Regions from separate parts of the Homo sapiens genome. Here region 1 is linked to region 2. A link is a loop called in an ENCODE intact Hi-C map of the cell type or tissue named here. Cell type or tissue: dorsolateral prefrontal cortex. All regions are shown on one strand.

Evidence for each region. Hi-C counts contacts between places; a loop is a spot of excess contacts. Peaks named below come from ENCODE experiments on the same cell type or tissue, not always from the same donor. Only the 100,000 strongest peaks of a DNase experiment are listed, where the experiment ranks them.
Region 1: it touches region 2 in a loop (3-fold over the local background); 5 of 110 quality-filtered maps call a loop at or near these places.

The regions. Positions count from the first base shown.
Region 1 is chr16:874,953-879,952 of GRCh38, forward strand. LMF1 (lipase maturation factor 1) reads right to left here. Exons shown (of 11, transcript NM_022773.4): 6 at 4,618-4,785. Among named protein-coding and RNA genes, the nearest start is that of LMF1-AS1, 44 kb to the right of the region's middle. In dorsolateral prefrontal cortex, no CTCF peak of the experiment used is centred here; no DNase peak of the experiment used is centred here.
Region 2 is chr16:1,052,994-1,057,993 of GRCh38, forward strand. No RefSeq gene overlaps it. Among named protein-coding and RNA genes, the nearest start is that of SSTR5, 17 kb to the right of the region's middle. RefSeq lists a silencer at 4,570-4,749. In dorsolateral prefrontal cortex, CTCF peaks have their summits at 2,291 (motif pointing left) and 4,663 (motif pointing right); DNase peaks (open chromatin) are centred at 406, 1,811, 2,268 and 4,668; H3K27ac peaks cover 1,930 bases; H3K27me3 peaks cover 869 bases.

The DNA.
Region 1 (5,000 bases), 180 kb before region 2:
AGACCCCACACTGCCTGTGAGGGGGCAGGATACATCGCAGCCGGGACTGCCGGCCGACCATCTTGTCTTCCAAGGGGGGACGCCAGGCCACGCCGCAGAGCACAGCCACGACCCTGGTGCTTCCACCTCGTCCTGGACACAGTGTGGGGCTGGAGAGGATGACGCAGCCTGACCTCCGAGGCCTGGAAGGGAGGCGCTGCCTGTGCCGGGTCTTTGAGGGTGGTGCTCACAGTCCCAGGTGCAGTGAGGCCCAGCTCTGTCCCCTCCCCTTTCAGCATCCCCACTGTCCACCGCCACTCACCCCACCAGGCAGCGGACTCCAAAACGGGGCCAGCACCGGCACTAAGGGAACCCGCAGCCTGGCCGTCATGCTTGGGAGGGTCCCTGTCTGCCTGCACCAGGGCCCGTTGGTCCAATTCTCATCTAACCCCCTGGCCAGGTTCCTGCGTTCTGAATAAACAAGGACGTTTTTGAGGCCTCTGGTTCAAGGGTCACCTCCCCATTCCATGTCACGGTAGCTCAGCCCTCAAGTGACTCCCACTTTCTCCATTTACTTAAGTAACTCAGCACCTTGCTTTTCATGAGAGCTTCTCCCAGGCAGCATCAGCTTATCGGGAGAGGGGCAGTGGTGGAACTGGCCAGCACAGCCTGAGGGAGGGACGCTACAGGGTACACGGGCCATGGAAGCGGGAGGTGGGATCCTGAGCACTCCCCACTGCCAGGCAGCCACGGAGCCAAGCAGACCAACACCCCTGCCTGGGCTGTGTGTCCAGGGGTGCCCTTGGACCGGCCTCGGAACCAGACCCGAGCCTGGCGTGGGCATCTCTGTGTTCTCCACCGGCAGGGGCAGGCGGGACCCTGGGGCAGCACAGCCCACGCAGGAGGTGTGTGGGGTCGGGGTGACTCCCGGGAGTCTCCAGCCCGGCCCTCCTCCAGCAGCTGGGACCCCAGGACCGCATGGCTGAAGACGGCTCAGGAGTCACCCGTGTGTGTGGCCCCACCCAGGTCAGGAATCCTGGAACACACCCCTCCATTCAGGCTGGACACCCCTCCCTGGGTGGCAGTGGGACCCGGGGCTGGCACAGCCGGCCCTGGCCCCACGCCTGTGCTCAGCACAACCCTCCTTGTGCGCCCTGTGGGAAGCACATGTGCCCGGGGCTCCGTCTGTTGCCCTTCAGAGGCTGAGTGGAGAAACAAACCGGGGCACGTGCGGACCACGGGCGTCTCGGAACCGAAGAGAAACAAGCAGTGGAGCCTGCAGGAGGTGCAGGAGCCCACGCGCGGCCGCGGAGGGCAGGAAGCCAGTCCGCAAAGGCTGCACAATGCTTCCCACTCTAGGATGTCCGGAAGAGGCAGTACCGTGGAGACGGAGGGTCGGCGGGGCACAGAGAACTTCCAGGGCCACAAGCGACTCTGCATGAAGCTGTGATGGGGACACGTGTCGTCGTCCGTTTGTCGGAGCTCACAGAATGAGCAACACTGCGAATGGCTCTCCTGTCAGCCGGGACTTTAGTTGGCAACAGTTTATCAGTCCTGCCTATCAACTATACAAGGTCCTGGCCGATGCAAGACGCTGAGCGCAGGGAAACTGGGAGGGGGGGATAAGGGAACCTTTGTAGTCTCTGCACAGTTTTTCCGAAAATCTAAAAGTGTTCTAAAATAAGTCAATTAATAAAACGAAACAGAGCTGAAACACTGGAGCAAAGGACGCAAGTGGCTTGGGGCGGACAGAGGCAGGCTGGGTGGGCTGAGGACCTTGGACAGAGGCGGGCTGGGCGGGCTGAGGACCTCGGGGGGTCATGGTGGCAAAGATGCTGCCCAAACTGAGACCTTCAGTAAGTTAACATGGCTGATTGATTGATAACCACTGAGGAAACAGAGGATCTTCCTTATCCATTAGAGGAGGGAAAATAACAGAAAAAAACGAGAGAGAAAGATACAAAGAACAAAGAGAAAAACACAAAGATGTGGAAATACGTCCAAATATGTCAGTTGAGATATACGGGCCTGTTACTTAAAAGAGAAAGACGGCCACGCTGACCCTAAGCATGACCTTGCTCCCCGCTGTCTCAGGAGATGCGTGTCGGTGAGGACACAGGCCTTGAGGCCGGGCGCACACCTGCAGTCACGGCACTTTAGGAGGTCAGGCAGGAGGAGTGCTCGAGCCCTGGAGTTCAAAACCAGACTGGGCAACATAGCGAGACCCCCAGCTCTACAAAAAATGAAAAATAGCTCGGCGTGGTGGCACCTGTAGTCCCGGCTACTTGAGAGGCTATAAAACTAAGATAATACTATGACTTTTTTTGCCAAAAGATTTGAAAACAGATGAACAAATTCCCAGGGAAATGTTCACCACAAAAACTGCCTCAAGTCAAGAAGGAATGGAAACTCTGCGTGTCCTACGGCCCGCAAGGGTGATCAGTCACAGAGACCCTGGCGGCGCAGGTGGCCTCATGCAGGAGCACTGCCAGGTGTGAGGGACGGTCACCTCTGCTTTCCAGACTCCCGCAGAGGAAGAGGCTCAGATGTTCTGGGAATGTGAACTTGCTTCAGCATCCACAGCATTAATGTAACTCGCCACGTTACAGACGAAACAACAAGTCATCTCGTGACTGATGGAGAAACGCCACAACTCAACATCCATTCATGGCTAAAAACCCACAAAGGAGAAGTGAATAAAAGCAGCCACGAAAACAACCCACAGCCGGCATCGTGAGAGGCAGTGCGCGGGGTGGCGGGCCCTCCCTGCTGTGGGACCCCAGACCCAGGACAGCACTCGAGCCCGCCCAGCAGGGGAGAAAGGGATGGACGTAGAACCGGCAGAATCCCTAGATCACCCACAGGACGCGTCTCTGAGGGACCCGCAGACAGACGGGGAAGTACCAGTGCAGAGGTTGTCTGAGAAAGGTCAAGGTCACCAGAGTCCCACACTTAGCCACCAAGAGGAGGAAGTGTGACTTAAAAGGGCACCATTTACAACATCAACAAAAAGAAGTCACCTCAGAGCTGCAGCCTACAAACGCGCGTGGGGTCTGGCTACACAGAATCCACTGAAGCTATTCCAGGAGCCCCCAAACACACATGGGGTCTGGCTACACGGAACCGACTGAAGCTATTCCAGGAGCCCCCAGACGCGCGTGGGGTCCAGCCACATGGAATCCACTGAAGCTATTCCAGGAGCCCCCAAACACGCGTGGGGTCCGGCTACATGGAACCGACTGAAGCTATTCCAGGAGCCCTGAGCAGCTGCAGAGAGAAACGTGCGGTCCTGGCTGGGGGACGATCTGTGAGCAAGTCCGTTCTTCCCACTTAGATTCACGGCGACATCGATGCCCACAGGGAAATCACCTGATGGGCACCGGTGCCAGCCTCCAAGCAGCTAACGCGGAAAAGCCCGAGGGAGTCAGGAGCTGCTCAGGGCCCCGGCGGCCAGAGTGAGGGTCCTTGCTGGGGGGAGGGGTCAAGAACAGCACAGCCACCCTGGACACGTGCAGCTTCCAGTAAGGTGAATCACAGGCCTGCTCACGATACAGTAGCGCCCTTGAAAATACATCCACAGGATGACGAGATTGCACCTCTGCACGGCAGGCTGTGGTGAAAACCAGAAACTACCACACGTGCACAGACGGGACGGGTGAACCGACCGCAGGCACGCACCGTGAAACAGGACCCGGCCAACAACCATGGGCGCCCCCACGTGCACCAACGTGGCGTGGCACCCGTGCCTGCTGACGGAGCTTTGCCCCTCTAGGCGGCGGTGCTCTGGCAGGGGTGGGCAGGGCAGGGGAAGGGCGGGGGCAGGGGCGGGCAGGGCAGGGGAAGGGGCGTGGGACACCCAGGTACATCTGTTTTCCAGAGCACGTGGAACGCCACCTGGACCTGTGCATTTTCCTGGCTGTATGTTACACCTCCATTGAAACAATCGAGAGAGAGAACCACCTTTAAAATCCCCACCACATTTTCCTTGGGAATTGACAGTCGGAATGTAGCGTTTACAGGGAAAAGCAAAGGCTCGGGACTGGCCCAGCCCCCCTGGAGGCAGCGTGGGGGTGCTCTGTCCTTCGAGGCGCCCTCAATGCAGGGGGCTTGTGGGGCAGGGATGGCGGTGACTGTGGGCAGGACGGGGCGTTAGGGGGTACCCGGGGTTCCGGGGGCTGGGGGAGGCAGCCCCTCACCCACATGGAGGCAAATGACCCTGGCCTCTCTCAGACCCTGGTTCCCCGTGGACTGACATGAACACTTGAAAGGAAACCTCTAGAATGGAAGAATCTTAGGAGTGGATCCCAGGAATGTGGGGGTGTCCACACAGGGCCTTGGCGTGCTGACCCCGTCCCACTGCCGAGCCCAGGACATGGCCGGGCCTCTCGCAGCTGCAGGAAACGCTCTTGGGAGGAGCCAGTCCTTGGAGGAAGCCTGGGAAGGAGACCCTCAGCCTGCAGCCCGGGACAGGGCTGCAGTGGGGCCCGTGACACAAACGAAGGCTGGGGAGGACAGGCTGTCCCCAAGAAAGGGGGCCTGTAATGCCCCAGGGTCCTCCCAGAGAGCGGGGCAGCCAGAAATAGGGCGACGGGCCAGCGTCTCTGTGGACACGGGGCAGGGCGGGCGGCGCGGGCTCACCTGGAACAGGATCTGCAGCACCCCGTGGATGATGCACGCCCGCCGGCCGAGGAAGAGGAAGAAGGGCACCAGGAGCTCGATGAAGTGGTTGCTGAGCGTCTCGAAGCGATGGAACCACCAGGGTGAGTGGTGCAGGTAGTACGCCACAGGATTGGGCATCGGCTGGGTCTGCAGGGACAGGAGGGGCCGTGAGGTGCCTGGCCGATCTCGGGGGGCGGGGCTAGGGAGAGGCTTGTGGGTCCCTGGCCCCCTGACCCCGGCTCCTACTGCACACAGGATCCCCCCGGCCCGCCTGGCCCTGCACACGTGGAGCCCACCTGCCACGCTAAGAGGGGCCAAGAGACATTCAGGGAGCTTTTGAAGCAAAAGCAAAGTGTTCATTT
Region 2 (5,000 bases):
GGGACACTGTGACACAGGCTCTCAGGTCAGTGAGGACAGTGTGGGTGTCGGAGCCTGGAGGGAGGGGAGTGGCATCGGGGAGGCCCCCGCCGAGCCTGGACAGTGGGGCAGGTGGAAGGGTGTGTGCCCGGCCGTGCACTTTGGGTCTGGTGAGCGTGGCTGAGGGGCACAGCTGCTCTTGGTCGGGGCTGCAGTGAGTGCTCAGCCCACTTGGCCACAGGCTGGCCACCAGGGACTTGGCGTCTGCTACCCACAGGACTGAGGACTCCAACAGCAGTCCCAGCCCAGGCCCCGAAAAGTTGAGCAGAGAAGGGCAGGAGGCCCCCGTATCCCTGGGACCCATCCTTGGCAGGCTGGGTTGGGCTGTGGGGGACACACCTGCTCTGGGGGATGTGGGAGGGGGGCGCTTCCGGGCCTGCAGCTGTTGGCCCCGAGGACAGACGCAGCCTCCTCAGCAACAGCTGGGCCGGAGGCTCGGGAGCCAAGAGAGACCAGAGCCCAGGCCAGCCCGGCCCCCACCAGGGATCAGTTACCTCGGCTACAGATGCCAGCAGGGGGGACTTTCAGGGGGTGGGCACCAGGCTGGGGTGGGCAGCTGGGGTGGGCCGGGGCTGCAGTGCTCTCCCACCCAGCCTTGGGCACAGGACGAGCCAGCCCCCACCTCTGTCCACTCAGCACTCCGCAGGGGCTGCTGTCTTGCTGAGTGCAGGACGCTGACCCCAGGATGTCACCATCTGATGCTGCCCAGGCTCTCCCCTCAGAATACCTGCTTAGTGACCACAGCCACCCCAGCCCCTCCCACTGACCCCAGGCAGAGCAAGGGGCCCCACCTGCACCCAGCAGGTGCAGACTGGGCAGGGCAGGGTCCCAGGAGGGTGCATGCTTGGGGAGCCCCCGCACGCAGACAGTGGGGGGCCAGGGAGGAGCCACGTGCTGGGCACAAGGCAGTTTCCGCAGGCCCCTTGCTGGGTCTGTCTCAGCACGGAGGGACCGGCAGCACACAGTAGGTGCTCAGCAAATGCCGGGGGGCGGGGATAAGCGAGCACCCACGGGGGGAAGCACTGGCTGCGGTTTCGCCACCTGCCTTGGCAGCACCCCCACCTAGGCCCTGGATGGGCGGCGACCACCGCCTCTCTGCTCCTGGGGCTCTGACTCCCAGCATCCGGCAGCCGGGGACCCGGCCTCCCCCAAGGCCTGGGAGCAGCCAAGTGGCCAGGTATCAAGTGGCAAACTCAGGCCAGGGTTGGGTGACGGCTTGGAGGGCCCCTGTGGCAGCTGAGCCCCGCTCCTCCTGGTCCTGCCCACCCTCCTGGTGCTGCCCACCCTCCTGGCCTGCACACCCTCCTGGCCTGCACACCCTCCTGGCCTGCACACCCTCCTGGCCTACCCAGGCTGCCACTGGCCCGAGGGTCCCAGTGAGGATGAGCCGGAGATGGACACTGAGGGGGTTGACGGGCCTGGGGCAGGCTGGCCGGGGCAGGGGGGCTGGGCCTGTCCAGCGGCCGCCTGCCCTCAGAAGAATGACACCCTGCTTTCTCCCCTGCCCGAGGAGGTGGGGTGAGGGTCAGACCCCAGCACCCATGTCTCTGTTTTTCTTTCTCCTGAAAAGCCTACAGACTCTCATCTGAATTGCTCCAGCAGAGCCCAGGCGGGGTACCACCCCCACCCACACACACAAAGGGCTGAGACAGTGCAGCCTGGCGTGTGAGCAGCCCTGGTGTCTCCAGGCTGGGGTGCTGTCCGCCTGCCCACCTGGCCACGGTCCCCAACAGCCGGTTCAGCAAAGGACAGGCAGACCCTACGGGCCAAGGATGCGCTGGCCTGGCCGGTGCGGGGCCAGGCGGGCAGCTTGCCAGGATTTGGGGATTTTGAGCCAGCTGCTGCAGCAGGTGTGGCCGGCCCAGCCAGGCAAGTCCTGCTGCCGGGAGGGTCGCCCACCAGCTGCTGGAGGGTGTGGGGCGGCCGGGCTGGCCACTCGCCGGCAGCAAAGCCAGCAGAGAGTGGGTGGGGCTGGGGGAGGCGGGAGGGTCCCAGTCCCACCCCCAGGGTCCAGCTTCCCTGGGCCCTGCAGCCAGGCCAGGAAGGTCAGCTGGGCTGGTTCTGGGCCCTAGGTCTTAGCCTGGAAACCAGGGGTTTCAATCTTGGCATGAGAAAGCCCTCGCCACAGGGCAGGAGGAGCCCCACATAGAACCCCCAACCCCTGTCCTCGGGCCTGAGCCTGGCAGGACTGGACGCCGGACACCGGCGCTGCTGGGAGCCTTGAGAACTGCACGTGTGCCCCCCAGTGGCCAGCGCCGGCCGTGCTCCGCCTGATTCTTCAGGCCCTGATGCGGGGTCCTGGGGCTCAGGGAGCCGAGGCCCGGGGTGGGGGCTGCACGGTGGTGTGGTCCTCTCAGATTGCAGGATCAGAGGGCAGTTCTGAAAGTCTCCTTGGTCAGGGAGCTGGTTTGCAGAGCTGAAGGGGAGGAGGGGGCCAGGAGGTTGCTTGCGGCCGTGGTCCTGAAAATCAGGCCCTGCCAAGGGTCTCTGAGGGCCAGCTGGGGAGGGAAGGGCACACAGTGTGTTCAGAGCAGGACCCCAGGGCGCTCGGGCTCAGCGCTTCTGGGGACAAAGGGAGATGGAGCAGAGGGGCCTCAGGGAGGCCCGCCCCGTGGTGGTATAAGAGCCACTGCGAACACCCTGCTTTGGTGAGGCTGCGCCCCAGGTGTTAACAGCCACACCCCAGCACACCAGGTGCAAGCCACTCTCCATAGGCCCCAGCCTGTTGCAGGAACCCTAAGCTCCAGGCCGGGAAGGAATGGGCAGGGCTGCCGTAGGGACTGTGGTCTTGCAGGACGAGGGTTTGTCAGGGGTGCTCAGGGGACAGCGGGCCGGGACGTGCTGGGGCTGCTGTAGGGACTGTGGCCTTGTGGGGTGAGGGTTGGTTGGGGTGCTGGGGCTGCTTTTGGGTGGCCAGGCCCTACCTGAGAGCCCGGCCATGGGACCCAAGGTCAGAGGGTGGCCGAGCTGAGGGTTGCCTGCTTTGGGGGGGTCCCTGGCCCCAAACCCATCTACCTGGGGGGCGGCACTGAGGCAGGTCCCCAAGGGCAGAAAGGGGAGTGACCTGGTAAAGGCAGCCCTGTGTTGCCCCTCCTCTCCCGTCCATGCCACGCACACCCCAATGAAACAAGAAATTTTCCTTGACCCCTTTGTGGGCCTGGTGACAGCGGTATCTTGCTTAGCCCAGAGCTCTCAACCCCTCGAGGCAGCAGGAGCACGCAGGTGGGCGGGTGCAGGAGCTGGAGTGAACACTTCTGGGCACAGCAGGAGCAGAACTCCGTGCAGTCCTGTGGCAGTGTCTAGGGCAGTGCCTGTGACCCGTGAAGCCTCAGAGGGTGTGTGTTACAGTGCTTTTAGCTTTGCTGTCCAAGGATGTCTGGAGTGTTTAACAGCTCAGTGGACCCTCTGCCTTTTCTCGAGGGCAGAGGGTCAGTGTGACAGCTTTCTGTATCCCAAGCTCTTGTCCAGCATCCAGGAAATATCAGGTTGCATGAAGAAATTGAAGGATAGTAAATGCAAGGGATTTTATGGCCGATGGAGGGAGGGGGACCTGGAAAGGGGGGTGGAGGGGGAAGGTGATGGAAGAGGCTCTCAGAGGGAGGGAGAGCTGGAGAGGGGGTGGAGGGGGAAGGTGATGGAAGAGGCTCTCAGAGGGAGGGGGAGCTGGAGAGGGGGTGGAGGGGGAAGGTGATGGAAGAGGCTGTCAGAGGGAGGGGAGCTGGAGAGGGGGTGGAGGGGGAAGGTGATGGACGAGGCTCTCACAGGGAGCGGGAGCTGGAGAGGGGGTGGAGGGGGAAGGTGGTGGAAGAGGCTCTCAGTGGGAGGGGGAGCTGGAGAGGGGGTGGAGGGGGAAGGTGATAGTCCCCTGAAGTCCTGCCGTCTCTACCAGACTCTTCTCCAAAGTCCTGCTGTCCAGCTGTCCCTCTGAGGTCACGCTGCTCCTCTCTGATGTCAAACTGCCATCTCCGATGGCCAGCTGCTTCTCCTCTCCTTGCCTGCTCTGTTCTCTGCCAATAAGGTCAGGAGTTTTTATGGGTACAGGATGGGGGTGGGGCGAGGCAGTGGTGGTTTTGGAAAAGGCAGCATTGGAGCAGGGAAACTGGAATGCGTGTTCTCACTCAGGGCTATGCTTCCAGGCTTGAGGGTGGGGTTCCTCAGGAACCCCATCTTTTTCTACCTAGAATTTCTGTCTCCTGTCCCTATCACTGAGGGCCCGTGAGGCTGACAGTACCCATCCCCAAAGAAGGATTGGCCTGGGCAGGGCTGTCAGGAGCACCAGGGCAGGGCCTGCCAATCCAGAGGTCCCCGAGGAACAGATTCAGGCCTGGGAACGGGCCCACGGCAGGGCTTTCCTGGAAATGCCTGGCAGAGTGGGCAGGGGACGTCATTGTGACCCCGTATTGCCGGGGACACCAGGCTCAGAGGGGCTGACTGACCAGCCAAGGCCGCACAACAGAGCTGCTGGGAGCGGGTCCCTGCCAGGCCGTGGGACACAGGGACCCCGGCTCTCGCTGCCTCTGCCCCAGCCCCAGTTCAGGACCCACTGTGGCTGTCACTGAGCTCCAGCCTCAGAGCCGCCCACCAAGCCCGACCTCACGCAGGGCCCACTGTGCCCACCAGAGGGCGCCAGAAGCCGGCGGTCCCGACACCGCGGTTCAAACGCAGGGACCGTCCGGTGGGGGCTGCTGCAACCCCCCCCCCGGCGTGTCCAGGCCCCTCCTCGAGGGTCCCCAGGGTCGGGGCCTGGTCGGGGAGAGAACCAGGTGTGGTGGAGCTGGGGAGTCCGGCGCTGGGCAGTGGGCGGCCTGTGCCTGGGGACCCCGGTGTCACCCGCCAGGTGGCAGGGAGGCTGGTCCCCTCCAGGAGCCCCCACTTTCTGAGGTGGCCCTAAGCCCCTGCTGCTGTCCCTTCTGCCCCACGCCCCATCCCCCTGTTTAATTCCCCCGACAGGGTCCGGGCAG